2 separate regions of the Mus musculus genome follow, and region 1 is linked to region 2. A link is a loop called in an ENCODE intact Hi-C map of the cell type or tissue named here. Cell type or tissue: heart. All regions are shown on one strand. Each heading gives the region's core, and the rest is flanking DNA. Links, peaks and the distances in the headings are about the cores only. Region 1 overlaps Tox (thymocyte selection-associated high mobility group box). Region 2 overlaps Tox (thymocyte selection-associated high mobility group box).

Region 1 (16,054 bases), core at 3,933-11,932, 200 kb before region 2:
CACTTGGCCTTTGAGACCTGGTGTTTAGAGCACTGCAGGAGCTCTTTCTACAGCTTGTGGAAGATCATGGTTGGGTCTTGGCCCAGTATAATTCTCTATCTGCCTTTTCTTTTATAGGTATCAAGTGAAGTGGTCTCACCCTGTAGTTTGCCACTAAATAAGAGCAAGGGATGTGTTTTGCCTCGGGGCTTGTTCACTTTTTTTTTTTTTTTTTTTTTTTTGAGTCCCAGAGGGACCCCTCAGTGCCTTTTCTGCAGACTGACATAGTAGCCAACTTTTATCCCACTTCCCCTTGGCTGGTCTTTTTCAAGCTAGGGGAAATAACATGGTGATTTTTGGAATGCTAATGACTCCAGACCTTTGATAGCATTCTGTCTTTAAAACCTTTTGCCAACAACAGTTGCAGGCTGTGGTTTTCTTGTCTGTGTGAGGTGACTAACAGGGTAGCACTCTTATTTGGGCTTTGTGTTCATGTAGCACCCAAAACCACCTACTGGCTTCCTGTCCCCTTGATCAGCCAAAGCCATCAGGCTTGAGCTGACATTTCAGCTGTTGAGCAGCTCCCCACCCCCACCAAAGAAAGAGTGTGATGGGAGAAAGAAAAGGCATATCTGGCAATAGTTGTTCTTGCCGCTTTGCCTGGAGAGAGATGTTCAGAGCCACGCAAGACTGTGCAGTAACAGCTGGCGGGCACCGGGGTGTGAGGCTGCTTTTCACTGATGACAGCCACTTACAGGAATGCTGCCAGATACAGCTGTTTAAAAGCCTTAATAAACAGCAAGTCAATACTAATCTTTGCCAAATTAATCTTTTCCCTGTCAGCCCATCACAGCAATTATGTTTGGGCTTATTGTAAACACACAATTGTCAAACAGGGACATGCCAGACTTAAAAAAAAAAAAACCAAACTGTAGTTTTGTTCATAGAATGTTTAGAATTGTGTTTTTATTTTCCCTGTAGGTTTGTCTTTCCATGTTATTGTCTAGTCCCCCCCCCCACCCCCCATTTTTGGCCTCACATCAGTGTGAATGAAATTTCACTTTGGAAAGTCTTGACTACCAAGTTGTTGATAAAGGTGAACTAACCATGCTGATGGGCTTCTGTAATTCGCCCAGGCTCCGATGATGTTGAAATAGAACCTATCATTGCTCTTGGGCATCCATCAAAGAACAAAGGCTTCACTACACTTAAGATATACTCTGAGGCTGGAAACAAAGGGTTGGTTAAGTATAAGGTGAAGCTGACACTCTGTGCACACACTAGATGCCATTTCCTCTAACTTGGTACTAAAGATCTTTCTTCTTTTGGAGTCCCAAACTCCCTCTCCTCCCTCTTCCCCCTGTACCTGGAGATCTATTTGTTCACACAGAGAAATGGTGCCATATGAAAGCATGAAAATGGCCTTTGACTATATTTTAAAAACACTATTATTTCTTCCTCCCCCGGTGTCATTTAGGTGGGATCCAGAAAATGAATCCTTTTCTTCCTGTACCAAGTCTACCCACTGTATCCTGTTCCTTCATCACTGTTTGAATTTAGCATCCATACATTTGTCTCCTGAGAGTTCTCTCTCGTTCCCAGCACTCCTACGTGTCTAGCACCTGCTCCTGCTTGCATAGTCTTCATGTGCTGAGGGTATATTATATCTTCTGCTTGTCACGACTAGAAAAAAAAAAGTTTTCATTTTTTTCTTCCTTCGTTCCCTCCCTCCCTCCCTCCCTCCCTTTCTCTTTCTTTCTTTCTTTCTTTCTTTCTTTCTTTCTTTCTTTCTTTCTTTCCTTCCTTCCTTCCTTCCTTCCTTCCTTCTTTCTTTCTTTCTTTCTTTCTTTCTTTCTTTCTTTCTCTCTCTTTCTTCTTTCTTTCTTTCTTTCTTTCTTTCTTTCTTTCTTTCTTTCTTTCTTTCTCTTTCTCTCCTGTCTCCCCCTCTCCTTTCTTTCTCTCTTTCTCTTTCTTCCTTCCTTTCTTTCTTTCTGTCTGTCTTTCATTCTTTCTTTTTCTCTCTCTCTTTTTGTCTTTCCCTCCCTTCCTCCCTTCCTTCCTTCCTTCCTTCCTTCTTCCCTCTCTTCCTTCCTTCCTCCTTCCTTTCCTCCCTCCTTCCTGTGAATTGTCCTCCCCTCACCCGTTTCTCTTTCTTTCTTTCTTTCTTTCTTTCTCTCTCTCTCTCTCTCTCTCTCTCTCTCTCTCTCTCTCTTTCTTTCTTTCTTTCTTTCTCTATTTCGAGAAGTTTTACTCTAGTCCTGGCTGACCGGAACTTGATATATAGACTCAGCTGACTTTGAACTAGAACTGATCCTCCTGCCTCAGGCTGGATTGAACTAGATCTGATTCTTCTGCTTCAGCCTGCCGAATGCTGCTGGGGTTAAGGGTATGTGCCACCATGCCCTGTTCTTTCAAACCTTTGTAGTCTTAAGTATCATGGTGTTGTATTTCCATCTTTTTCTCTTTATAGTGCTTCCCTTTAAGCAAATATTTAATTCATTTTTATATTTGAAAGGAAACACAGTACAATTTATGTGGAGAATAATGTGTGATGTTTTCTTGTTTTTTATAATATTAAATGTGAACCTACTGTGCTATAGTATTCCAGTTAGGGATATGAAAATCACTCAATTTCACGGAGCCGGAGGGGAAGGGGAGGGATGGGAGAGGAGAAGGGGGAGAGATTTTGGCCAGGACTGACTTACATTTACATACTTAGGGGCCAAACTTACCCTACTTTTGTGTCATGCTTTGTCACTGTTATTCATTGTCCAACTATCAGCAACACAGTTGGGGAGTTTCCTGTTCTTCTATACTTGCTTTAAAGGAGGATTAACAGTAGAATAAGAATGTAGTCCCTGCCAATTCTACAAATATTATTGTGAAAACAACTATCTGTTATAGGTTTTCAAGTTTTAGTAGACTGCAACTTCCCTCTAACAAAGACACTGCGATCTGCCAGTTTACTATAGTCCTTACCAGGCTGGAGCGTCTAAGTGGAGTAATGTGTAAACCATCTGTCAGTTACTTTTTGAGTGTTTTTTTTTTTTTTCCTTAGTGCCTTATAAAGTACTTCCAACGGCCTTAGACATTATATTTAAAGCTACAGCTAAAAGTGTGGCTGTCTCTAGTTCCTACATCCATCTTCTGGTGGACCACAGAAATGGCTTCTTTTGCTGATAAAAAGGGTGAGAACTGTCTCGGTCACATGGGTCGAGCTAATGACTTTTTAAGTGAGTGGGAAAACTCTTCAGCATGGAAAGAGATAGATGGTGGCACTAATCCTAAGTGTTGCATTCTGAAGTTTTAAACATTTCTGGGCAATGAATCTGGTTAATCCTGGTGTTGTGTGGACAGCTCTGTCCCATGTAGAGGGGCTTCTTGCCTCCAGGAAAGCAAATAATAATTATCACAGAAGACAGCTTCCTCTTTAGCTATGTTCCTGAATTGGATCCCCCTGCAAGTAAGATCTGACCTATTCCCATTGTCAACTCACATGCATGTAGATGTAACTCAGAGCACCGGCTTTTCTTCTGTTAGAGATGGAACCAAGTCTTCCCCATCGCACAGGGTGTTCTTCCTCTGCTTAGCCACCACTCTCTTTTGCATAGACGAGTGATGATACCTTATGCTCAGTCTCATTGTTGAATCCTTAGGGTGACTTTGATCTCTGCCCAGGAGCACTGCTTCTTTGGGTAACAAGTTATATACATTTATCATAGTGTATAAGTTATATACGTTTATTATAGTGTATAAGTGATATACGTTTATTATAGTGTATAAGTGATATACGTTTATTATGGTGTATAAGTGATCTACGTTTATTATAGTGTATAAGTGATATACGTTTATTATGGTGTATAAGTTATATACGTTTATTATAGTGTATAAGTTATATACGTTTATTATGGTGTATAAGTTATATACGTTTATTATGGTGTATAAGTTATATACGTTTATTATGGTGTATAAGTTATATACGTTTATTATGGTGTATAAGTTATATACGTTTATTATGGTGTATAAGTTATATACGTTTATTATAGTGAATAAGTTATATGCATTTATTATAGTGTATAAGTTATATATGTTTATTATAGTGTATGAGTTATATACGTTTATCATAGTGTATAAGTTATATACGTTTATCAGTGTATACGTTATATACGTTTATTATAGTGTATAAGTTATATATGTTTATCATAGTGTATAAGTTATATATGTTTATCATAGTGTATAAGTTATATACGTTTATTATAGTGTATAAGTTATATACGTTTATCATAGTGTATAAAGTCATCTGTGTCTGAAGATGGCAGAATGAAAAACAGCCAATTTCTTTGGATAGTGAGAAACACTCACGTGGTTCTGGGAAAGAACTTTTGGAGCATTCAGAGCTGTTAATACCCGTTTTGCTCTGTCACTTCTGGCCTGATGTTTACACGCGATTCCTCATTTCCCTGGGAATGTCCTTTCAAGTCTGAGGAAATCTCCAAGGAGAAGAGAGTCATGTGCAGTAAGAGCTTAATTGATAATATATTCCATATTTTACATTTTTTTCTTTTTGCCTGCTGGGAAAAGTTGCAATCAATCTAACAAACCTCTTGTCTTAGGTGGTAGGGCTGTTCTCAGTTCAGACTTAATGTAGGGGGAGCTATACTTTATCATAATGCAATAATAAAAGACATTGGTTAATTAGTAGTGCTGGTATATTTCTAAAATACTAAACAGCCAAACAATAAACTGGGAAGTTAATCACATGAATTCTTATACAGTATCAAGACAGTAAAGTTTGAGCTCTCAACCCCCGTCATTTTAATAATAACACCGGATCTGCATTATTTATTAGTTATTACATGCCGAGTGATTCAACGTTGTACAGTGTCTGAAAATCAATCCAAAGCAAGCAAGCCTTTTGTCTTTTCAATTTTGACTGGATTACATGATGTATTTAAATTGCTAAGGTTATTTCATACATTCCACAAAACCACCATTCTCTTCATGTCTAGCCAGATGAATTTATGTGACCGAAGTCTGTGGAAGGGGACCTTTCCTCACCCCTTCCTTCTGCTATCAGAGCTATGCAAAGCCCTACTGGCACATCGCTAGTGGTGACCCAGGATTTGTGGAAAAGGAAGAGAGCAGAGACGGGGGATAGCAGGGTGCTCAGTTTCTAGCAACTGCGTCCACTTCCCATGATTTTCCTATTTCTTGAGCTGGTCTGACTACTAGCCCTTCATTTCTAGATTGATTCTAGACACCATATCCCCTTTGATCTCTTCCTGAACCCTTGGTCAATTCTTAAATGTTTTCTGCATGCCATGAGAAGCATGTGACTTTTGGGATTCTGGGTGACTCAACTTGAATTTGGTTCTTAGCATTTGTGTGTGTGTGTGGGGGGGGGGGTTGGGGTTGGGGGGGTGGGGGTTGGGGTGGGGGGTGGCAACTGTTTTGGAACTGAGAAGTGAGAAACAGCTCTTTTTATCTCTTTAGGAAGAGGATGCACTGGTGTTTGCTTAGGCCTGGCAAGGGTGGCACCTCAGGAGCAGTTTTCTGTTGTGTTGCTCAGGAAAAGAAGATTGCTAAGTAGAATTGTTTTTCATTTATGTCAACAAAAGATATGCAAAAATACAGATTCGTTCCTCTAGTTTGCTACTAAATGAAAAGCAGATTTGGTTTTATTCATGTCACTGTAAAAACTAAATAAGTACTCACACCAAGCATGGATTTTTTTTTTTTTTTTTGCCAGCAAAAATTAAAACATCAATGAAACCTCTTTCAAATACTAACAAATTTACTTACAAACACCTATATTTATTATTTCATAAATAGGCGCAACAAGTTTCATAAAAAAAAGAAGAAAACGATTAAATACAGACACAGTATGGAGAAACAGTAACACAGAGCCATAGATAAAGAGGAGCACTTAGCTAGCGCGTTCCGGCCTGTTTCTGCAGCTAAGATGCCAGTGAGCATTTGGCAGCTTTATCCATAACAGGACTTGGATGACATTTACTAATCATTACACAAAAGTGATACAAAAAAGGATTTTTTTTTCTGCAATACAAAATAAATGTGTTTGCGCTTCCCTCCATACTAGCTTCTTTTTTGTCTGATCAATAAGACAAAGCCAAATTGTTTTTAAATTAAAATCATTTGGGAATATTTTTTCAAGTATTTTGAAAATATAGAACTATTAGTAAGTTGTTTTTAAAAATGAAGTAAAAATATGAATGTTTGCCAATTTTAATCCCTCTGTGAAATCAACAAACTGGGGTGAGCCAGTTTCAAATTACAATTTAGCTACAAAAACATTCACATTTTATACTCTAGGAGAGTGTAACATAGATGCTATTTACAAACTTGCTATGACTGCTACATCAAGCCATTTAAAAAGTCTTTAGTAGTTTCATATAAACACCCATTATGAAAACCAATGGAAAACCCAGGACCGTTTACCCCAGACATCTACCGTTGCTAAGGCAGTTACTAGAGCCGCAGCACTTCACAGCAAAACCAACAGAAATCAGAATGGTCCACACTTCCTTCTGGGAAGAGGAACAATGTCCATAAAAGATTAAAAAAATAATAAAGAAGCATGACTATTTCTTCCAGCGTGGGTGACCCACAAGCTCACATGGTCCTAAGTGCTTAGTAACTTGTATTTTCTAATCAAATGAAGAACTGCTTTGAGTGCGCAAAGCAATCCATGGTGAAAAGATTTCCCTGAACTCCTCAGTGGAAAGAAGAGGTGTCGAGATTTTCAGGTGAGATACAGCGCTTTGTCCCTCTGCATGCCCCTGTGTGGAGAGAAAACACGGTTACAAGAAAATCAGAATCACAGTGGGAGGGGGTGGCAGAGGGAGTTGGGGTGGTGAGGCTAGTATTATTTGTGCTAGCTCAAGCGCATAGATAGTTGACCTAAATCCCTAGGAAAGAGAAACATGGAGGCATTTGTTCTTGGAAAGACTAGAAGATGATGGCTCTACATTTTATGTATGTATGTATGTATGTATGTATGTATGTATGTATGTATGTATGTATGTATGTATGTAAGTTACTTTTCTGAAGCCTTCCTGGACATGAGGCCCCACTCCCGAACGGAGGCGCATGCTGTGAGACTCTCCACCACCAGGTGGCGATGGCCGGCCGCTTACCCACTACTGCAGTAGTCGGTACTCCAGTCCACGGGCTGTGGGGGCGGATTTCTGCACCCAGAACGCACGTACTCCATCGCTTGGGTGACAACTTGTGCAGCTGTAGATGTAGGGTTGATAATAGTCTGATAGTCGGGTTGAAGAGTAAATCCCTGAAGGAAAAGCAAATCTACATTTGAGAAAAGGCGGTACCTTTTAAAGCAAAGAGCAGAGACATAGTTATCCACACCCGCAAATATGGTAGGCCACCTCACTTCTGTAGGAACCAGCGGAAGGGGCTCCCTGACTTAGAGTAAAAAAGAAACACCCATCACCTCATTATCCTTACCTTTCCTTCGCTTAACCAGGTGTCCAAAACCCTTTCATTACACCCTTTGGCAGATACATTGAGTTGGGAAACAATTTAAAATATAGAAAAGCCAACTCAATGTAAGCAAAGGGAGAATGAACGTAAGCTTCTCACAGTTGATGGTTTCTATCAACCTAACACACATTAATGGTTAAGCCCCAGAGTAAGCGACCGAGCCTTCCTGAAGGATTCAGGCAGCAGGTGGCTGAGTGTTTTATTAGGCTACACCTATTCACACATTGTTACTCAAAACCCTTTTTTTCATTCAGTCACAATGGGACCATCTGCTGCTTTTTCTTTATTTGTATTTCTCTTATCAGCTAAAAATTTCAACCAAAGAGTTGTTTCTGTTTTGTTTTTTTTTTTTAAATCAGTTGTTGGACTAATACAGAGACAGAAAACAACTAGCCATTGGAAAACATAGGGACTAAAACATGTAAAGACAGAAAATATTTTTAATTGAAAACTCTCTTAGCTGGCAAACAATACTCAGACTTCAGGAAGATTCTTTTAATTCACTAGTGATGAAGTGTTGACTTTTAATCCCAGCAAAGCTATTAAAAATTCAAGGACGGAATCTCTGAAGTATATAGCTATATCTGGTAAACAAAACACATTATACACAATTTATTTTTAGCGTATCAGGTGAATTCAAGAGCAGCAGAAGCAGGCTTTGTTGGAAGTGACCACAGAAAGAAGCGGAATTAATCTCATGGCTGTCTCTGCAGCAGATTCTAGCCATGGTTTTTAACATCCAAGAAATCAAGATTCAAAATGCACCATGCACAATTTAGTTTCAAGTAGCTTTGGAAGGCGAAATATTACTGACATATTCCTTAAACTAAGCAGGATGGTGGGAGGGTTGATTTTTAAATAAGATTTTTCCTTAGACTTTTACTCATGTGTGGGTGGTCCCTCACATAGTGATTTGAAAACTATGTCTACTTCAATCTTCCTTAGCCCTCTGGTTGGCTTCTAGAGATCTACTGATTTACCATTCCACTGATAAGCCCATGTTACCCCGATAGACCCATGTCCATGTCTATTCCACTGAAACTGTGGAGAGAGGCAAAATTCAGGGTGAAAAGTCACCAACAAGTCAAGAGTTTAGTATTACTGGTTGTTGACCCAACACACCCTTACAGCAGTAGATTTCCTAAGTAACAACTGCCTTGGAGGAGGAGGTCCTGAACAGAGGCCCCTGTAGCTCAGGCTCCAGGCATCTTCCTGTAGCTCAGGGAAGGCAGTTGTCCACTGGCTTTCCAGCCCAGTCGGAACCTTTCTCTAGGTATTCCCAGCATGAAAGGAGCCTCAATGCCCTCAGTGAAAGATCTTCATTTCCCCTGGTCCTGACCTGCTGCTCACCTTCTCAGTTTCTGTCACTAGGGTCCAGTATGATAGTAGGTAGAGAGCTGAAGAAAGTTCTGAGAGACCCTGTATTGGTTTCTTTGACCACTGAGCTCATTGACAGGCTGTGATCATTGTCTGCAGTGCTTACTACATAATCTCAGCGCCTAGCCTACCACAGTGCCTTAAGAAACCATGGTTTTCAATAAAGAAAGAGAATTTGATGCTCCAGTAAAAAAGGCAAATACGACCATGTAAATGGCAAGAATTATTTCTCTCTTTAGTGTGGAGTTCTCTGCTGGAATTTTATTTATTTATTTATTTATTTATTTATTTATTTATTTATTTAGGACACAACTGACAAACTCTAACTTAAAAGCAAACAAGGATCAAAGCAAATAATAAGTACAAATATCCCAACTAAGGTGAAGGAAAATATAATACAAACTGAAAATAGTTCTACAGGTTGAGTCAGAATAGCAGGAAAACATTTTTTTAAAAAAAATAATAATTTAAAACAAAATTATGTGTTATATACAAAGTTCCAACATGGAAAATTATGCTACTTTCAAAATCAACATTTAAATAAATCACTTCTTCCCAAACAACCAAGGACCAAGAAAAATACGGCTATAGACTGAAGTAATGGTATTTAACATTGTTTTGCTTTCAACATAGAAATGGAAACATTTCTCAGAACACTGTATAAAACGATACTAAGGTCAACCTTTGAGCAGAGTACATGTCTATTATGGATGTAAATAGGAAACAACAATGATGATATAAATTTTTTGAAACATGTTTGCTTAGCAGTCTAATTAAACGAGACTGAATATTTTGCATTTTAATGCTCAGGAGAAAAATCACCAACTGTTTTGTAGCATGCCTGGAATTTTAAATTTTATTTTCTGGTGCCAGATTGAACTAAAAATAGGAAACATGATAAAGATTAATTTGATGTCAGAAGGGACATTTGCTCTTTAATTAGATTTCTGTAGCCCTCACTGTTTTGTTTTGCTACACAGCAAGTCTGAGAAAAGCCTGTAGCACCATGAAGCAGTGATCCTTAGAACTGCATGCTACTGCGAACTAATTTCATTTCCTGTCTGTCTGGAGAGGTATTTTCAACAGGCATCAATGTTTTGTCTTTACAGCTGATTTATTCATCAATCTCAATGTGATTTAAAAAAAAGAAAGAAAACCTTAAAATTACACCCAGATCCTAAAGCAGCTGTTTATTACACAAGGAAATTGAAAATCTGTCTGTGGTATCATAGAAAGATTTTTTTCTTAAGGTTATAAAGGAAATTGACAGATATTAATGATTTTTTTCTCTTGACCTCACTCAACAATAAAAGTGCACTGAGAGACAGACAGAAAACAACAACAAAAAGTAGGTCCATGAACTCAATGTACAATAAGATACTCTTCAAGAAAATAATGGAATATTATTCCTGGTACATTAACAATTTTTTTTGTTGGAGTAAATCATTTTTCAAAGGGATAATAAAGTATCCAAAGTAATACTGAAATGTGAGACTATGTTTAAAAAGTACAGTAGCCATTATTTTTATTTTGTCTCTCTTTCAGTGCTTAGACAGGAATTCTGTCAACATATTAGGACCCAAATAGCTTCAGGATAAAGATGGATTGGGTGATGAATCACACAGGCCAACTTGAATCTACTGCTAAAATCCCACTCATGTCATGGACAGTGGACCCGATACGCTGTTGAGAGTGTGCTACACCCCATCAGTGGGTGCCAAGTCTTCCATCTTGCTTCAGATGGTCAGTTGATAGAGCTTCTAGCCTTTCTAATCTGCAGACTCATGCCCATGACTCATACACCCTCCCTATGATTTTCATCTCCTAGAATTTGTTTTTCTGTTTACTGGTCTTTGTTGGAATGTCTGTACACCCTTCCAATCTTCCAGGGTTTAAAGGTTGCATCCCTGAGCCCTGAGCCCTCGAGGAGGGCCATGAGAGTGCTCTCTGCCCTTCCTCCATGAACTGGCGACTTTCTGAGTCATTGCCATAGCATTTCCATCCATTGTCTTCTTATCCTGATTGTTATCACTTCCCATGTTCCAACTCCAGCGAGCAAGGCTTCCTTTCCCTGGACTCCTAGATCAGTTAAGTTTCAGAGTCCGGGCAATACCTGGCACATATTATGACACACTCAACTTATTTTTGTCATATCAACTGTTTTTAAACTTCCAAGGAATTAAAGAGTCCACAGCTAAATCTACAATTTCTCCAAAGAGTACTACATACTACTCATTTAATTTCTCAGAGCTTTATTATTCCATAGTTATTTTACTAACAGCTCACATGGTCAAGGCATTATTGAAAGTGATTTTAGCCAGTGCCATTTTTGTAGATATTTTCCTTCATTGTGAGGTCCTGTTATTATCTTTTACTATGATCTCTAGCCCCACACATGTTGAAATATGTGGTTCCTTGACTTACCTCACCACTGGGGTGTGTGACCTCTGCTGGGCTGATGGAAAGGGAGATGCTTAGGTGGCATTTCACCCTACGCAGCCATGGGTGGAGGGCTCATGGGAAGCTCGGATGCACCACTTAGGGGTGGGAGAACACATCCTAAGATGGAGACCCCATCCCAGGCGAGAAATGATGCATACTGAGGCTGAAGTTTGTGTTCCTTAACCCCTGGATACCCAGATGCTGCTGGGAAGTGTGAGGAGTCAGGAATGGGGCAGTGATGATGGAACCCAGGGGCGTGGGGCAGGGGAAGGGGGACCTCTGGCTTTGTTTAGTGGCTAGTGTCAGAAAGTGTAAAGGGCACAGGGGCATTCTGTAGGAGACTTAGGAGGCCTGGCTGTATATAACAAAGGCATATACAGCCTTTGCAGCCCACTGCGGTTGTGATGAGATGGTCGTTGTTTGTTCATACCGTTTATTTAGTATTCATCATGGAAAATTGGTTCATAAGACTTACTCAGGGTGGACCAGAGATTAAAAACCTTCTGCAGGAAGACTGTCCAAGAAGGGAAGCTTATTGGCTAAACCTTTGAGGTCAGCCCATCTAAGATACCTTGTGGCATGGATAATTCTGTGCTACCTGACTAATGGTCATGATCTTCATGTGGGGTGCTGTAGTCATGTGCTCCAGGACCATAATCAGTTGGGAACAGATGAAATGCCCACTGTTCTCAGATATGAGAATACTGGGGTTTCTAAATCGATTCAATTTTCCCAGTTTTTGTCTGATGACATGGGTCTATTTGGCCCACAACTCCTCCTTTTTTTTTTTTAAAGGGGTGGTGTCATTGGAGTGACTATGGGTAGAGCATGAGACTCTTAATCTCAGGGTCATGGGTTCATGCCCCACGTTGGATGTCAGTTGCTGGTCTATGTACCAGATGCTATCTGCAGACTAGGAGGGCTGCCTGAGTCTCTCTGCAGTCACTGGTGCTCTGGAGTCAGTGTGGCACAGCTAGACACTATGCTGCAGTGGGTCAGCGGAGCACAAAAGTCTAGGAGGCAAGGTCGGTGCCATTGAGTGGGAAATGGTAGCAGTAGTTTCCAGCAGCTTCCAGCTACGAAAGCTTTGGGAGGAAACACTCTTCTTCAAAGTGTGATAGCTCTATGTGACAGACACTCTCAGACAGTCTATAATGAAATAACTCTCGTGTACCTTTTATTCCTTGTGGACAGGATCTTATATACATTTTGGGGTGGGTCAGGGTCTAAAGGTAGATGTTTTCTGTTGGCTTGGTCTGAGATGTTAAGGATGCCTCATTTGCATGTGGAGGAGCTTCAAGCACTACCCCTACATGACTGATTTTCACAGTCTTTTCCATGGCGTGTTGTGGTCATATGTTTCAGGACAGTAACCTGGTCAGGAATAGATGAAACAACTACATCCTCAGGTATGAGGGTATCAGGATGTGAGATCATGAAATGTAGCTTGGTCCTCGGTTGAGCTAAGGTTCTGAGCCCTGGAGACCCTGAAAGGACGCGTAGGCACTTTTCCTATTCTCAGGCACCAGGCCCCTGTCTCTAGCCACAGCTAACCCATAGATTTGTGACCATCAGTCCTGTAAAGACAACACCCCAAACCCCTCCACATGTAAAGGTCTTGACCTGTAGTCATGTAGGCTAAAGACAGACCTCCATTTTAATGAAGTACTTATAGGCCAGGAAGGCTTAGCCAATAAGCTTTCCTTCCCTGACATTCCTGCAAAAGGTGTTTAATCTCAGGCCCACCCTGAGAAGTGGGGTATGGCTTCACACATCCACTTTCTGCCATGAGGATAAATGTCTTAAAACCATGGACTCTCTCTTTCCAATGGGGTCCAACATGGGGAGCAATGGAGAAGGCCTTCGCCTATAGAGTCACCATCTAATCTCTCACAGAAGGCCTCTCTGCACTCCCAGCCAGGACTGCCACCAAGCTCAAGCCAAGCCCAAGACTACCACTGTCAAGTCAAGGACTTTCCCCTGTGCGACCAGGGGAGCTCCCCTCCCACCCCTCCCCCGCCCTAAGCCAGATCCAGCCCACAGGGGGGTTGTGGGGGGAAGCACTCCATTCTCAACTCTTCTGCGCCATCCAGTGGTGCTTAGATATCCAAGAGCCTGAGAACCAGACAGCCCTGGCCTCCTCACAGGTCCATGGACCACCAAACTACCTCCGGATGTCCTGCACCTCAGACTACACTTACCCATCACCAGAATGGTGTCCCAGGGCTTCCCTACAGCCCAAGCCCAGTGACAGAGTTGGGTAAGCTCGGTCAACTTTGGCTTCCTGAGTGGTCATGCTCTGTAGTGGAGCAGACATGGGACCCCAACAACCCTACACTGGCATTTCTGAATCTACTCAACCTTACCAAATTTTCTGTCTGATGTCACAGTCCACAGCTCCACAGAGATATAGTAACACAGCTGACTTATAGACTAAAACATACCTTGTTCAAAACAATAAGAGTTATTCATTTCACCCTATATTAAGACTTTTGTAGGTTAGAATTAATCTCTTGAGTTTGTACAAGTAGCCTTTGTAACTCTGAAAGAGTTGAAAACTATTCATGATGATGTTTTTCATTGTTCGAGGTGTTAATACAGGAAAGAGTAAACAAATTAGGAAAGGGTCTCCATTCTGGATATTTCTGTCCCTCTGTCTGGGGGACAAAATTGTGTCTTTGTATTTTTTTCCTTAAAAAGAAGTAGATGAACTATCACATTGTGACCACCACATGGCCTGGAGCACAGCACCTGCAAGCAGGTGTCAACCCATCCTAGTGAAAGTGACAGCTCTCAAATTGCTTACTCATCACTCGACTACCATTGACTTGCTAAAATAAGAACACATTCACTGGTGTCCATTTCCTTGTGAGTAAAGTCTGATGCAAAGGATGAAGATTCTACCCCATGAACATCTCTTGGTCATAAATGCACTTGGAGACCCTGCTGGAGTTTGGAAATTGTTACCACCCTAGTCTTCCCTCTAGTCAATCAGCTTCACCAACTGGCTGTGATGTGTAGGTAAGACAGTGAGCTAATAATGTATTGGTTTAGGAACCAAGGAAGATAGTGAGTTGATGAATTCCTTTGTTTTTCATAAATGGTTTGATTTGAGAAGAAACTAAGATTTAAAAGCATTCTAAAGTCTTAGACGGCACAGGATTTCTGTTCCAAATCTGCTAATAATCTACAAGAAAGCTGGAGGCTGAGGCAGGCGCTAAGCATTAGGTATGTTGCTTCTGAGTTCTAATTGGATCTGGATTTGAATTTCAGCTCTCACCTTGCGAGCTTATTAATCTAACCTTCCAAGCCTCACTTTCTTCATTCTCAAACAAGGACAGGACTAGCACCAGCCCTGCAAAGTTTCCAAGAATTTAAATAGAAGTACTGGGTTTGCTGTAGTCAGCTTTCAGAACCCTTGTCTATAATAGCCATATAAAATGCATTTTAGACTGCGTAGGCATGGTCCGTCCGCTGCCTCTCCTCCCCTACTGTTCCTAGGGTAAGCATGCATTCTGTGTACAAACAGCTAGATGTGCATTCTCCAGGAAACTCTGCTTATGTACTTTCTCCCAGCTCTGAGAAGAGCATTATTGAATGGTAAAGGCAGTGGTTAAATTTGCTGTGATTTGTAATTTTTACCTGTGCCCACTCTAGAAAGTGAGCTTTTGGGGTATTTGAATAGTTTTATGTTTCACTGAGTTTGTGGAGCATGCTCCTAATTCTCAAATTAGAAAAGAACATCAAAATCTTAAAAAAAAAAAAAAAAAACTGAAAGGAAAATTTGATTTCAAATAAAAACTGAACAAAATTACCCAGAAACTTCTCATGATTTATGCAGAGGACAGACACCACCCCCCTCCCCCTCCCCCCCCCCCACCTCCACCAACACACTTGCATTTGCACTGCCAGGGATTATACCCAGGGTCTGTTACATGTTGGAAAGATACTCATTCCAGGCTCTTTGTATACATTTTTTAATGAGGCAGTGGTTACTGTTTGGTTCTTACTGTTTCTAGAACTCTACTAAATTTGGAATTCAATCTGATTTCATTTTGTTCCAATTATTGAACTCAAGGGTCATCTCAGTCAAGAAAGCCTCATTTCCTAATAACATTAGAAAGAAATTACAGACTCTGTTTCAACAAGATCTATGAGACACATGACATCTTAGCACATGTTAGCACTAAAGAAACAAACCAGAAATAAACCAAAAGCAGTGATTGGAGAGTGCTATCAATGCCTGATTTTGACAACTTACCTCGTGTAAATTATATTTTCCAGATGTAAGTCTGTCAACTATCTGAGGTCTCTCTCCTTTCCAATAGACCAACCACCCCCTCTGGGCATTGCTCACTATCCAGCATCCTGCTCCCCCAGCAAGCACAGAACCCAGATAGAGACTTACTTGCTGCATGGTGGGCGAGTGTAAGGCAGTCTGGACCTGCATGGGGAGCTGACTCCCAAGGGGCTGCTGCATGGCAAGCGACTGATGCTGCTGCATGCTGAGATGCTGATGAAGAGGTGGGCTGATCTGAAGGGGCGGTGGTGGGGACACAGCCATGTTGGCTATGGAGACAGTCACTGGCATTTGGTTATTGGGCTTAGGTGCTATGTTTCTGGGGAGGCTCGGATGCATGGCGGTGAGCTGAGGAGTCATTCCTGGTTGTTGGTGATAGTGAGAACTTAGGTACAGAGCTGAGTGGGCCTGGCTGGGCCCATGGAATACTGACGG
Region 2 (16,054 bases), core at 4,940-12,939:
CAAATATCTGGTTCTTTGAAATTGAAACCAATGAAGGAAATTTCAAAACATATGAAATGTTAATTCTTTGACTTTGGGACATAGTGTGTGTGTGTGTGTGTGTGTGTGTGTGTGTGTGTGTGTGTATGTGTGTATACACATTCCTCATGAACACAGGAGGAGACAAAAATTAAAGCATTTTGGAGGTTCATTTAATCTCAGCACCCAGGAGGCAGGGCTGAAAGCATCTCTGTCAATGGAGGACAGCATGTTCTGATAGTGAGTTCCAGCCTAGCCAGAGATACACAATGTGACCCCATCTTAAAAAAATATTTTTAAAGCACTGCGACTTGAAATTAATTTCCACATGGAGTTTTGGTTGATTATTAATAGCTGGTGTGAAGGTGGTGAGTTATTTCAATTGATTATTCACAGTCAGTTATAGATTGATTAGTAAGAATGAAAAATTAAGAAAACCAAGAAATGGAAAAAAATTCTGAAAATTGAAACCTAGTTGTTAGATGAACTGTCAATTTTATTATTTAAAAAATCAACTCTGAAGGGAGGGCAGAGATATGGAATTGCTAAGGTCAGTGACTATGTATGGCTTACTTGAATATGTAGTTTAGTTGGAACAAAAAGATGTTCCATCACTTGAGGTAAGGTGCTGGAGAGAATCTGTATGACAGGAGACAGATTCGTGCCTTTCTGTAATGGGCACTCTCTGTGTGTGTGGCAAGGCAGGCAGAACAGATTAGCAGAGGCAACTGTGCCCTCAATGCAGTGCAACAATAATACCTCTTAAGGAAGAGGTATGGGGAGGAGGAGGTTCTTCATATCCTAGTCACATTGTTGACTCTCACCGTGCATGGAAAACGACATAGCCAAGACATAGCCAAGATTTTATACGATCTACATAGACTCTTATATATTAGACACAGGTGAGGCTGAGTTAATTTTAAATCTCTAATAAAAACGTTGAGGCAACATAAAATTATTTTCCTAGAATTTTGTAAGTATAGAATTTGAGACAATAAAATGAAGGTAAAATAGAAATGGACATTTAGTCAGAAGCTTAACAAATTATCTTTTCTTTCTGTTATAACACAATTAGATATTCTTTTAAGATGTCTTATCTTTATAGAGGAAAGGATTTGATCTTAAAAGATCTACTACATACAGGTTAAGTCGTGGGAAATCATTTGGAGAAAATGAAAAGAAAGGTTGTATATTTTCAGTTCTTACAGATGCTAGCTGAGGGGGTTATAAAATAAAGCAAAATCAAATTGATTGGCAGCAAGGGAGAATGATATTAAGGAAGAGTGATAAGAAAGGAAAATTGTGACTATGGTTATACATTCTAGAAAGAATAAAGTAATTACAGCAAAGATCCTATGGGAAAAGAAAGGAGATGCTGGAGGCTGCATGAATATTACTTGAAGTCCACTGGAGAAAATGAGGTGGGTGCCATCAAAAATTGCAATTACACATTGTCCTATCCAGCGGATTTATAACTGACTCCCCAATTTTCCCTTAAAAACAATTTTCAGATCAAACCAACAGTATAAGTTGGACTTAAGGAATCTCATAAGTTATTACTAGAATCTGAAATTAAATTTAGCCAACTTACTGTATCACTGAGTGGATAACCTGTGTCATCCCTTCCATGATGCTCTTAGGGTTATCATCTCAAGAAAGTGAAAGTTGAGAATCGGTCATATTTTACTTCTGTGTGGCAATGTCAGATCAATAATCAGACAATAACCAGACACACGTTAAAGAGTTCCAGACCACACAGCAAAGAAAACGTTTTTGTCACACACATCAACTGGCAGGGTAAAATTTCAGATCACAGGGAAAATATGAAATAATTCAAATTAAACTCAAATCAGCACTTTGGTTATGAGTTTGAAAAGTACTTTCTTATCTCCTCTGCTTGTCCCTTTCTAGCCTTCTAATCTTCTTAAGGGTATCTACACCAGAAAGAAAATATGGATTCACAATAGAATGATGACAGCAGCCTTTTGTGATCATAGTGGCCTGTGTACAAAATAAACAAACAACAGCAAAAACCCTCCATAGCTTAAGAAGTAGTAGTGACTCTTCTAAATCTCTACAAGAACAATCATGTGCTTCTTCAGCCTCAGTCATTCACTTCCGATGTGACAGCAAAGAGCTTACCTTGACTGAGGCACTTAAGCAAAATATCAAGGTATTATAGTTTCAATTTAGACTATGATGCTAATGTATGAAAGAAGCAGGAAAAATCACCTAAAGGCTATTTGGTCTTTCTTCTTCTAAACAGTTGCTAATAATGTCGTGCTCTTCAAGGCCTGAGGGATTGACATAACTGGAGGAATAGGGGAATGAAGGAAGGAAAGACTACACAGACACATCAACAGAGAAGCTGGGGTCTGGTGTCTGTGCTCATGTTCATGGAAAGTACCAACTGCAGCCTGGAACCTTTTCGCTTTTATTGTATGGATTGAGGATGGGGTTTGTGGTATAGAGCTGAGCAAAGAAGTGGAATAAATAAACGTGAGATTTAAGAAATGGTAACTGTGACTTTTTTATTGTCAGAAATTGTTATTATATTCAGGAAGCAATATAAAATTATGTCAGTCAAGATATCAAACAATATATTAAAACAAGTTGAAAGAGATTTGGGGAAGTAGGGGTAAAAATTCTCACAGAAGTAACATATACATAAATAAGTGCAGTTTCTTTTGTCCATGAAAATAGCTTTTGATTATCAATGAATTCTGAAATCATCCTATTTAAAATATCAAAATACTTTCTTTTAAAATCTTGCTATGCAAAAAAAAATGAGACACCAAGATTTAAAAACACCTCGTAACCATTTAGTATGTATATGATAGCATTGGGTAAATGAAAATTACATATTTTTATTTCATAAGCTACAAAAAACTCTCAATAAGATCAACAAGATTTGTTTTTTGTTTTTTTGGGATGTTTTTGTTTTGTTTTTTGTTTGTTTGTTTGTTTTTGCAGCAGGAGTGAATTTGTCACAATTTAAGCAACTTAGTTGCAGGATGATGAGTAAATCATAGTTAAAGTCAGCTAGTGTCCTTTTTTGACAGCATTAGATAGTTGGAAATGATGTCTCAAAGAGTATGAAAAAGACACACAAATAATAGCCATGTAGGTGAAGACAATTCTACTCCTTCCACTGCACCCTATTTTTTTTATTGATGCCTAAATGTGTTCGCATAGTTTAGCTGGAAGCCTCTAATTACATTTCAATGACATTGATCCTTGGGCTCATCTTCTTCCAGAACTAAATACTTGTGATTTGTTCTAAATCAACAACAGACAGAGCAAATGCCAGAGTAATGACACTGCTTCTGGGTAGCAAAATCCCTCAGCTGTATTATTTCAACATGTTTGAAAACTAACAACTTACCTGCCACAATTTTCAATGTCCTTTTTCCATTTGGTGGTTTATTTATAACTGAATAAGAACTGAATTTTCTCCTTCAGATCTGATTGAAGAAAATATTGAGTCCCATGACTCGTCAGCTGTAAACTTCCCTATCCCAGCCTACACACCGTTCTCACCTGGGCCTGGTGCATTGTCAATGATATGAGGCTTAGGGGCACTCTGCTCTGTGGAGTTCAGTATTCATGACCACTATGGAAAAACACAGTTCTGGGCTTTTTTTTTTCCCCCAGCAATGAAAGGCAAGGAAAAAAAAAAAAAAAGAATGAATAAAATGTTTAGATTTTGAGATGTTAAATGATTGAAACAGTTTCTATTTAAATGCAAATTTGACTTTTTAAAAGATGAGACTACCAGTAACTGTACCCTAAATGGTAAAATGAAAATCAATTTGAAATATGAGATGAATAACATACATGTGGACTTTCTAAGAGTAAATTTTATTATGGAAACCCTGATGTATTTTCTTTTGCTCAATCCATCTCAGACTCTGGACAGCCAGGCAAATATTTTTAATGTGTTTAAATGCAAACGTGGTCAGCTCATTGAATGGTTGTTTATTCAAGTCAGATTCTACAAAGTGATGATGAACATCACGATGTATATGAAAAGCAAGACTAGAAGGAAGTGTTTAACGGCAGCATTATAATCCCCAATACTCACTCCATGTCTTTTACGATGCTGGAAAAATCACTTTTAAGAAATGGAAATCACTACATTCTATTGATTCAAGGGCAGAATCTTCAGATATAAGTCAGAGAGCTGACACCTTCAAATACATAAAATGTGACATCTGCTCTTACAAATGTACTACACAGGCTGTAAATCACCATAGAAAAAAACAGTTCAATGTCATCGCAGCCTCTGTAAGCTATGGTTTACAACTGAGAGATAAAAATAGTCAGACTGTCTCTCTGACATCTAAGCCACTTTTCTCTTGCAGAATACTGGGTTCTTATTTATCTTTGTGGTTGAACAACACACAATCAATTGTGAACAAGTAGTGCAGTTTGAGTCCAGTCAAGTGCTATTTTCTATGACTTTATCTTCCCCTCACTGAGGTGAGTTTTAGAACTATCCACTGCACACTACCTCAATCTCGTGGTCCTCACCATTTGTAAAGCTTTTAGTCATCATTCCAAGTATAAAATTATGGTACCAATCTCCATGTCACATTTACATTTCATAACATACAGGCTTTAACACTTACATGCATTATAAAATTAAAGATCTGTAATCCAGAATGTTTGATGTGACTAATTGTGAGACCAGAAACAATATAGGTCTTGAGTCTTGGCTTTCCCGCTTAAATAACTATGAAGATTTGAGAAGATACATTTTACTATTTCAGAGAGACGAAGTATCATCTGAATAATGGGATAAAGGTTCTGTCTTGCAGGGACAGCTTTATGAGAGCTGCTCAGTGCCTGGCAGATACTATAGAAGACACAGTCTTACCAAGAAAATTATGATACATAGTTTTAAATTTTTCTTCTACAATGAAACTAATTACATGTATTAGACTTATTATTTGTTTAAAAATACTAAATTGACCTGAAAAAGACACTTTAGAATCAGTTGTTATTAAATGAGCAATAAAATCCTGTACCTGTGATGGGATTCTAGACCAGTGACTAATGACTTCAAGGACCACATTGCTGAGTTTGTTCAGTATTAATTTTCAGGGGAGAAAGTCACACTAGGCTAGAACTGTGAGGCTTTCTAGTAGAATTCAACATAAATAACACAACTAACCTTCCACCGTTTAAAAACCTCTTTTTCTCAAATGAAGCTAAGACCAAGTGAAGATCTGTTGATCAGGTTAGTTCGGGGATGACAGACATGGTCATGGAACCCTCAGGATGTGAAGCACAAGGTCTTTCCCACCAACTGCAGAGATACCACAAGCCCAAGCCAGTGTCCTAGGGTGGGACAGAAAGAAAAGCATTGCTTCCCTAGTGGGCTTGGAGCCATCTCTTGAGTGGTAACTATGTGTTTTCTTTCTCAGATCATTCTATGCACAAAATGAACTCTAGGGTCTACTCTCGCCATGTTATTGCAAAGCCCAGCCCTTGGCTGTCTTCCTTGCCTCCACTGGTCACAACCACACACAATGCTTCTGTAAACCTCTCTACATCACTTCATTATGTTCACAGATCCTGCCTGATATTTGAGTCAGTATAGCAGTGTGGGACAGGGCCATTCTTAGTTCTCCGGAAAGAAGAGGTCCCAAATGTTCATGCTTTAGATCCAGTGTGCATCATGTTCAGTGTTCTCTGACTTTTTCCACATGAACTCCTAAGCCTCTAGTACTGGAAAACATGGACCACTGACAAAAGAATAATAGAAAAAATTTCACAGGAAATTGAGCTGCTGTTTCATAAAGCCCTTAGGTTACTTGACCAGCATGATGTCTATATAATTCTATGCTTTAAAGGATTCATTGCTTTCTGTCTGAGAAAGGAAATAGCAATATACATACATACATACATACATACATACATACATACATATAATGTACATGCATATGTGTATGTATATACACATACATACATACATACATACATGTGTACATATACATGTATGCATACGCATGCATGGGTTAGGTCCTAGTAAGTTTCATAGTTTTATCCATAGTCAAGGACTGTTAGATTAGAACTGTATACTTGTCTCATCTCTTATGTCCCATACATTAGTCACAGGAGACCAGCATTTATGTAATCCTCTGGTAACAAACACTAAATATAAACTTAGCTGTTGATAGCAATACCTACAGCCAAGTTTTTAAGCACAGTCATTAACTTTGGTCTGTGGTAAGACCCTGGCTTTAATTCTGGAAAGACACGTTTAAAGCGAATTGTAACAACTGAGACAAAATTTAGAATTATTAGATTTTGTGTGTGTGTGTGTGTGTGTGTGTGTGTGTGTGCACAGATCTTCACATCAAGAAATGATTTTTAGAAAAAAGGAAGTATGTTTGAATTCAACGATTTCTGCTGGCTCACCAGTGCTCTGGTCCAATTTGCTTCCTCACTTTGGAACAGGCAGATCTTCTCTTGTCTCAGTTTCATGTAGACTAACGCTAAGAATTTGAGCATGGCTCAGTGGAAAATGTGCTTATCGAGTACTAGGAAGCCATTGGTTCTGTCCTCCCGCCCTTCCTTAAACCATAAAACCACTACAAATAATTCTGGGCATAAAATGCACTATGTACATAGTTGTTGATGGAATTGGGACGTAAAGTCTGGGGCTGCCAACATGAAGAAAAGCTGAAAGATTCTAGTCTATTTGGTGTTACCGGATTAAAATCGAGTTTCTTTCTCAGCCCACACAAAAGAAACACTGTTCCCTCTGTGTCCTCATGGCTATCACTATCACCACTGCTCAGCTAGAAACATGAAGCTGCCATCATTGCTTGCAATTGCTGTGATGGTCTGAGTGACCAATGGCCACCATGGTTCCAGGCATTTGAGTACTTAGTCCTCTACTCTCTTTGGGAGGCTTGGGAGTTGTGACCTTGTTGGAGGGAAGATGCCATTGGAAGCAGACTTTGAGGGTGTAGAGATTCATGTCTTCTTCTCTGCTTCCTGCTTATGGTTAAGATGTGAGCTTTCAGCTTTGACAACAGCCACCATGTCTGCTATGTGTGCTCAACCATCATAGAGTTTCACCCTCCTAGAACCATCAGCCCTGATCAGTCTTTCCTTCTCTAAGTTAGGGTGGTCATGGGATTTCACTTCAGTAACACAAAACTAATACACTTGGACAAAGTTTTTATTAGACTCTCATTTGTCTTAGTTCAACAGAGTTAATTTCTTGAAAAATTTGTTTAACCTACTGAAAATATGGCCAACTAAGAAGGGGAGAAAAGTAGTACTTAGAACAGCAAGGTTTAAATTTTAAAGCATTTTATGGATGGCTATTGTATAGTGTTTAGGAAGCACATGGAACGATAAAGCATTTACTAAAGTTAAGACTCTAAATAGACTAGAGTAAACCAAGAATTCTGGGCAAAGTTTGACTATGAAGTTGCACTGTTATTAGCTGTAGCTGAGGTGCTTTTCTTCTTAAAACAACTCTATGTGTTTCCAAAGCTACCATGATACAGCTTTTACTCATTTTATGTTTATTGAATTTAAATCTAACCCCATTGGTTTGTTTTATAAACTAAGATTTTTAAAATTCACATTCATTTCTGGTACTTCTTTAAAGATTTGTCTTTGTATTCATGTGTGTGTGTTTGTCACATATAAGTGCTTGCCACATATAAGTGGAGTTTTTTTTTTTTTTTAAGTGTGTCAGATCTAGGTGTAATCCTAGATAATTATGACCCATCAGACATGGATGCAGGGAAGCAAACTCAGGTCCTCTGGGAAAAAAGGAAGCATTCTTAACCACTGAGCCACCTCTTCAGTCACTGTTTTTAGCTCTTTTGGACAGGATCTTGCCATTACATCTCAGTCTGTCCTGGAACACACTTTCCACCTGCCCCAGTCTCCTGGGTGCTGAGATTACAGGAATGCACCACTGTGTCCCAATGCTCTCACTAGCTTCTTTCAGCAAATGAAAATAGCTTTAATTAGCAATGATTTCCATCTCCTTGGACTAACTCTTAAAACACTGGCTGAACTCTCTGGGCCTTCGTTTGAAAAGAGGGCTAAGCCATATCTAAATGTACAAGTTGTCTCTGCTGACTGTACTCTGAGGCCAATGTACTTGCAAAATAAAGAATCTTGACGAACCTTTTTAGGTTAGAGTTGCCATGGGATGGGATTATTAATGGGTTGGGACTAAGGAAGCACTGACAATTGCTCTGGATGTGGTTTCCTAGCAATAAAGAAGGAAACAAGGACTGGGGAGACAGCTCAGTGAGTAGAACACTTGTACAAACCTGAGGACCTGAGCTCGAATCCCAAGATCCTATGTAAAGCTCCTTACTGTAGTGTAATATGTGAATCCCTAGAAGCTCACAAGCCAGCTAGCCTGGTGATTTCAGCCACAAAGAAGAGACCTTGTCCCTATCAGAGGAGAAGGTGAGTGCCGATACCTGAGAATGCCCACTGTCATGTACACCCATGCAATGGAATACAAGCACGCTCTTATGCACACAAGCATGCACACACATGCATGTATTTGTGCATTCACATAGCATATCCACACCAGTATAAAAAGGCATGGAGACTGCAGTTTCATATTGTCTCCTGAGCCTCTGGCTGATTTATTTCACTGTTAGTGGCACAAACTTATTGAGGACTAATGTTATGTGATTTCTATAAGACAGAACCTTCTATAAAGAGACCCCACTTACATCTCCTAAAAAGTTATTGCTAGAGAAATCACTAGTTCCTTGTATTGAACTGAAGTTTCACTGGTAGCAAGATGCCACTGAAGCAAGATATGAAACAGATACAAATATGCAGAAAAAAGTAGATGAAAATCTGACTATCTGTAACTTATTTGTAATCCAGTTTTATAATAAATATGGAAAGAGAATTTGCAGGTTGTTGACTAGGAATATTGGCGTATCATAGAGGTCCCATCAGAACTATCTCATTTAAAATGATTGTCAGGGTATGTCCAAGAGCACCTAGAGCAAATCTGATCAATACCAGACAATAGGTAGCTGATCGGACCACATCAATGGAAAATCTTGGCTCTGATACTGAAAATCTGCAAGCTCAGTGATGACTTTTGTGAATAAGATATATATAGAGGAGGCACACTTAATCAAAAGATTATTGCAAACATTAAAGAAAACAATATGAATAAAATGTACAGCAAGTCTCTAATGCTTAAGAAGCATTCATAGATGTTGGCGATTACAATGGCTGTCACTATCATTCCTCATTTATTTTGCAAAGACCATCACAAAAGAATTTAAAAAGTGGACAAGATGGCCAAAGTATTTTAGGTTGGACAGCCAGTGACAACAAAATATGAAAACATTACAAGGCCATTCAGATTGAAATTTAAAATTTCACAGTGCCAGCACTGGGCTAGCTCCTACAGTAGAGTGGGGTCGGATGGGATTGTGGTCCCAGCTGTATCACCTGAACACTGCAGGAGATCATGAAATCCATTTAACCTTTCAGAGTGGAGGTCTTCACAGCCCTCTTCAATAAAACTGGGATAATAATCCATACCACAAAGCATTATCAAGAGGATCAACTATAATAATGCATTTGACAATGTTCGGTAATGAGTCAAGTGTTATTATCTGCAGTTTCTGCACCATGAGAACACATGTATAGTCCCCCTATCATCACAACTCCTATTAAAAACAAATGGAAGTTAATTGAAAAGACTGGAAGGGTCTTTGACAAAGGATCACAGTACATGTCAACTCCATTAGCCTCTCTGATATGGTTCAGGTCGCTGGTACATGTGCCCATTTGCATATTGGCCTCACCATCTGAATGGCCCAAGCAACATGAAAGGGTGTTTCTCATCCTTGCTTTGGGAAATGAGACAAAGCCAGTGAGCTAGAGAAAGAAGTTTGCCTGGATGCCGGACAAAATCAGGGACAACCATCAAGTTAATTTCAGATGTGCTATATTTTTAGAATCCCTTTCTCTTGGCTCATGAAACACCTTAGGCTTGACAATCACACATGATTTAGCTAAAGCACCTAAAGATACAGAGGGAATCTGGACCTTGTGTAACAAAACACAAGGTAATAAAAAGACTCAGGATTAGACCTGCCAACAATGTGATTTCAATCCGTCAAGAACGTTCTCTCTTGGGCGGGAAATCCTATTTATTTCTATTTCCTCTTCTAAGCACAACAAGCAGCTTTTCTGTGCGAAACCCACCCCTAAAGAAGTTGTGCTCTCCCAGAAAAGCCTACCAGCAGCACAGTGAAGCCTCATAGGGACCCCAGACCAGGCTTGCTGACACTAAAGGGCAAGCCTTAGGGAGGAGAAGAGGCAAGGAAATTTGATGTTTGCAGTTTTCATTTCTTAAGAAAACCAAAGCTTCTGTGGACAGCTGGGTTGGCAGAGCTCAGTGAACTTTTTTTGGCACCCTAAAATCTAACAACTACACGTCTTTGGTACCCTTTCCAATGTTTTCAGTTTGGGCAGTAAGGTTGCTGCCTCCATCTCTTCCAGTCTGGAGCTCCCACCAGGTCTTCAAGCTCTCCCCTTTCTTTCTGCTTCCTAACATTTCTGATGGGGAATAGCCATAAGGTCTGAGCCATGTTCTGAGTTTCCTGGCGGGTGAGTGGAGAGGCAAATGTGTCACTCTCATCAGGCTGCTGAGTGCAGTCATTTCCAGATGCCTTAGTTTCCTCCCCCTCACCTCAAGAATCTATACACACCACCTGCTATTTTCTTTCTTCTTTCATATATTACCTCTCAAGTGCAGTTTCTCCTCCCTCTCCTCCTCTAAGTCCCTTCTTCCATCTTCCCCCAGACAGGCTTCTACTTCATTTTCTCTTCAAAAAGAGAGCAGGCCTCCCAGCTATATCAACCAAACATTGCATATCAAGTTGCAATAAGATTAGGAACTTATCCTCATATCAAGGCTGATGAGGCAGCCCAATAGGAGGAAAAGGATCCAAAGATGAGACAAAGAGTTAGAGACAGTCCCACTCCCACTGTTTGTAGTTCCACAACAAAGCCAATCTATACAACTATAATACACAAGCTGTGGATCTAGGTCATATCTATACAGTCTCTGTGAGTCCTGGCTTGTTGATTCTGTGGGGCATGTTTCTGTATTGCCTACTTTTTTGCAGTCACTACACAAGTTGGGTCCTGATGAAAATTTGTTCTCCACATGATGCAGGCAAACAGTATACCCAGAGGAATTTGCTAAAGAAGAAGATCGAGCCTTGCTAACTTCAGCAGGCACGGAGTACAATTCTAGCATGCATGAAACTGACTTTTTGCTGGAACCATGCAAGGCCACTAAGTCACTGAACACTTTGTTCCTCCTTGTCACCTCCTTCCTTTCTCCTCTCAAACAGAAACAACTAAGCTCTTATCTCTTTAAAGGGTCATGATAAGCATATACAAATGACCTAGACTCCAGCCAGCATAGAGATTAGTAATGTAATGATCATGGTGCATTGAGCCAGCTACCCAGCTGGCACTTGAAGCATGCATTGGAAGGACTCAGATTCTTAGTTTAGAGAAGAAGCCAAAGAACATGAAAATAAAGGAAGGAGGCATCTCAGGATGCAGATGGTTTGGTTCTAAATTCTTAGAACATACTGTGACTGCTGGGGGGTGGGGGTGGGTGTGGGTGTGATCTGGAAAACTGGGCAGAAGACATTGTTCAGCCATCAATGTCCAGGACAACTAGACCTGTATCATTGTCTTGGCTGTGATTGGGAGATGGCAGAGCTCAAAGATTAGTTTCATTTTTAGAAAGATAAGACATACCTAGCTTTAGAACCAGAATCAGGATATTAGTTTCTCTCTGGGAATGACATTTTGGACTGGCAATCATGGTCCCCTACCTGGGAAGTGGGTTAATATTCATTCCGTAATGATACCTTTCAGTAATATAATATTGATCATGATCATAACACACTTTTCAAATAATTGTCTTCATGCGAACACCATGCTTTCTCCTTGGGTTAAAGCCATGACAGAATCTGAGTGAGGCTGAAGAGTTCACTGTCTCTCACCTCCCACGTGAAGGAAACAAACTGAGGTGAAATGCCTGTCTCTGACTTGCTCAAAAGGCTGCCAGGAGCCTCCAGGTCCCAGAAATTGGGTCCTTTCCCCATCCACATCTGTCTCTGAGGTTAAAAGCACCCCAAAATAAACTGCTCAGGAAGGACAGGTGGCAAATCATTCAAGCCCGTGGCTCTCACCAGCATATACAGCACATACACGCAACTCTACTTCTCTTGGTACTGGCAGCTCAATTAGTTACTCTTTGTCTCGTTCTCTTCCATGCAATGGCTAGCAGACCAGCGTTGCCTCAGTTCCAGAATATCCACTAGGCTTCATTGGTAGTTCACACTTTCTAGAGTACCATTTTCACTCAGCAGGAGTCTAAGGAACTGTTAAAGGACACCCTGTTTGGGATTTTCTCACACAGGGCTTCTATCAGTTGCATAATGTATCCCATTCATAAAAGTGTGGAAATGAATCATTTTATCCTGGCATGGTGTCGTATGAATGCAATTTCTGCACTGGGGAGGCTGAAGTGGATAGATCTGTGTCTCCGACCAGCCTGGGCTAAACATCCACATTGTCTCAACACAAGACGAGACAAAAGAATTCCCTAGTTTAAAACACTGTAGGCTTTGAACATTAAAGGCTATCTAAGCAACTCATGGGTGGCCCTAGTCTGCCTCCAATTTTCTCCATCTGAATTTGATTGTGACTCAAAATGTCTTTGTTTAATTCAATTTAGTTAAGGGACCTAAGTAGGAAAAGGAAGTTGTCTTCTTCCTTTCTTTTTGAATAGAAATTGGGGAACATTTTTCATGATCTTATCTCTCTCCTGAGGAGTGGAACATCAAAGTGACCTTGACAAATCCTGTTGTAATCTATTTCTAAATCGACTGTCCCAAGAGACTTGTTCTGCCCTCCCAAGCTTTGTATTTTAGTTGAGTAAAAGGGGAAGAAGCCAATCATTGTCTACAATGCAAAATGCACAATGACAGCTAAATCTCAACCGAGTAACTAGAAAACCACAATTTATTAAGAAATCATATTTAAAAGTAATATTAACATATTGAAACAAGGCTTTTATAAGATCAGGAGGTTAACGATATCTTCTTATTCTGTAGAGTATATAAGATATTAATAAATAAGGTCATAAATACAACAATTATAACAGCAATTGATCGGCATGGCGTCCCTAAAGTTTCCTCACATCTAAAGCTAGTTAAAAATGGGATGTTGCCTGGTGAAATGACCAAATTCCCCTTTCTTCCCGGACTGGTTATGTTACAATTTCCTGTCCTTTCTACTTCCCATACTTGAGTGTGGTCTTGTCCACTCCTTCTGGAAAGGAGGAAAAGAATAGCCACCCTGATAGAATGAACTAACAGGGCAGCTGAAGTGAGTCTGAGCTCCCTCTGCAGATGAAGCCATCCATATTCACACTATCCACATCTAACCTTGTGAAGATTGCATAGAAACCTCCTGTGAGATAGGCACTGAGAGCCCACACCAAAGCATCAGAATCTTGGTGGCAAAGAAAGACAAGGATCGATAGAGAGCAGACAAGCATCATCTGGAAGACCCTGACCACATCCTACTACTGTATTTATGTTTAGTATTTATTATTGTTTATTAACTACTTCCTCAATCATGGTGGTATGATTATGCACAGAGGAATAGTATGAAGGATTTGTATTTATGTGTTTATAATGCAAAATGTACAAACATGGAGAGAAATTAGTAATAACTGTAGTTATCAAAGGAAACAAGCCTAATTAAAGAAATAGCTGCTCCAAAACCATATGCAACTCAAAGCCGAAAAAGACAATTCAAATTTAATGAATGCCTTTAATATTAATTACAGAATTCTTAACAATACTTTGGGAGAGCTCTCTTGGAGAATTCAGCTTACTGTTTAACAGTTTCTGACTAATTTTATTAACCTGTACATCTGAGAGGATCAACCCCCTCTGGGTTTAATTAGAAGGAAATTCAATTTGGATCTAAATGTCAACAGTGGTTACTAATTATGGCAACGCTCGGGACAGGATAGCCTGGCTGCAATCAGGCAGGTTCCTAGTAACATTAACGCCTTCTTTCTGAGTTCCAAGAGAGTTTGGATGTTTTAAAATAAATACAATTCAGCATGGGACACTGCTAATATCATGAGCCCCTACTGCTAGGTGCAGACATGCAGAAGTGGATGCCAAATTAAATTACAGGAATCTCTCAAACATATAGCTGAATAATAAGCAGCTACAAAACTAGGTCAGGGTTGAAAAGCTGGCTCCGAATGCCCCTCCCCCAACATGCAAAATAAATACCCCACTATCTCTGAATAGAAATCATTCTTTTGTTATGCCCTTTGTCAAGAATACATTATTGCAAAATGATATTTATTTCCACAATCTTCACAGCTGTGAGCACAACTAAATTAATCTTTCTAGAACTGATTTCATTTGCAATTTCATGATTACAATTATAAAATGTAAATTTATTACTTAAAAAAGAAATGATTATAAAAGACATAGATTTAAAAAAAGACAGTTCCTTATCTGTTGGCTTGTTTCACTTAATACTAATGAAATAAATAGCTGACTAACCCTGGGATAAAAACAAACAGTCTGAAGATGGTTGTAAAATATGGGAAATGAAAGCTAGGAAGACAATTTTAAAAAAGCAGCCCTTTTAATGCAGAGCATACAGGAATCATATGGCTTAAGGAAAGACCAGAACACTGCCTGTTGTTGCAGTGAGGTTGATACTCATGGTCAGCCTTCTGAAGTGTTTCTGTTGCTCCATGGCATTAAATACAAAACATACTTGGGTGCTACTGATCTTTCCCCACCTGCAGCTTTCAGTTTTATTCTCTTAAATGTTAAATGCTAGAAAGCCATTTTCAGACTGTTTAATATTGATGACCCAAATAATAGATTCATTTATAGAAATCCATATTTACAAGATTTCTTTTCTTTTTAGCAGAAATTAGTCAATAGATTGGTATTTTCTTCTTTAAATATATTGTTTCTTATAATTAATATCCACATGTCTACTGTGTGCAGTGAATTATTCTGGGTGCTAAGACATACAACAATGTAAAAGTAAGCATTATCCAATTATGCTAGTTAAAGCACTAATGACAGGATTGGATTTTTGTTTTATTTGGTTTTCAATAACCAGGAGAAAATAAACCATCTACCTTACAAAATGTCTTTATTTGCGTAACTTCTCTCCCAAACAAAAATAATCTATTTCTTAAAAATATCAATTTAATTTTCCCCATTTAAAAACATGACTTGTGAGTCCAGGCAAATACAATTAGCACATGCATTTTATTAAATATATTCAAGTGTCAAATGCCTATTTATGGAAAGACCACTAATGATAACTTAGGCTCAACTAAAAATGAATGTCAATAAATGGTTCTATAAGCACTTACGCTCATAATAGATGCAATAGCATCTCTGAATAAATATTAACATGTAAAACTGCTATTTATCATGTCAACGCAATCAATAGAGACCATATTTCTGGACTAGGAATGCATCAGTAATCTTTCTGCATTTGCCCGAAATCACAAAGCAAAAATGCAAGCACTGTCACAAGACATTTATTGTATTCAATTGGATCCAAACTGGTTGCTGTGGAAAAGGCAATTTAAGCTCGTGCAACAAAATAGTCTATGTATATATGAATAAATTATTTTTACTATGATTCCTTTCTATTTTCTTTACCTGCCTAAGATGCAGATTTTCAATAAGAGACTCCTACAGCTTAGTAGAGTGTGAGTCTGGTAGACTTCTGAGTCACTCTCCCACTCAAATCATTAGCTGCCCCCTCGATTATCATGAAGGATAATACACTGTTGAGGGTGTCTATATTGCTTCTTTACTGTTCACAGCTACAATCACCTCCATGAGAAAGGCAGACTTCTTTCCTTTAAGAGTCCATTTTTCTTTTTACCTCTGGGAGGCGTGATACCTCCATC

The links. A loop is a pair of places that touch in the nucleus more often than their neighbours do. Peaks named below come from ENCODE experiments on the same cell type or tissue, not always from the same donor. Only the 100,000 strongest peaks of a DNase experiment are listed, where the experiment ranks them.
Region 1: it touches region 2 in a loop (2.1-fold over the local background); 8 of 42 quality-filtered maps call a loop at or near these places.

What each region holds. Positions count from the first base shown.
Region 1 is chr4:6,681,683-6,697,736 of GRCm38, forward strand. Tox (thymocyte selection-associated high mobility group box) reads right to left here. Exons shown (of 9, transcript NM_145711.5): 7 at 15,728-16,054; 8 at 7,137-7,288; 9 at 4,671-6,779. The coding sequence ends at 6,743. Among named protein-coding and RNA genes, the nearest start is that of Gm11802, 11 kb to the right of the region's middle. In heart, for the core only: a CTCF peak has its summit at 7,112 (motif pointing right); a DNase peak (open chromatin) is centred at 7,149.
Region 2 is chr4:6,885,415-6,901,468 of GRCm38, forward strand. The region is part of intron 1 of Tox (thymocyte selection-associated high mobility group box); the gene reads right to left. Among named protein-coding and RNA genes, the nearest start is that of Tox, 97 kb to the right of the region's middle. In heart, for the core only: no CTCF peak of the experiment used is centred there; no DNase peak of the experiment used is centred there.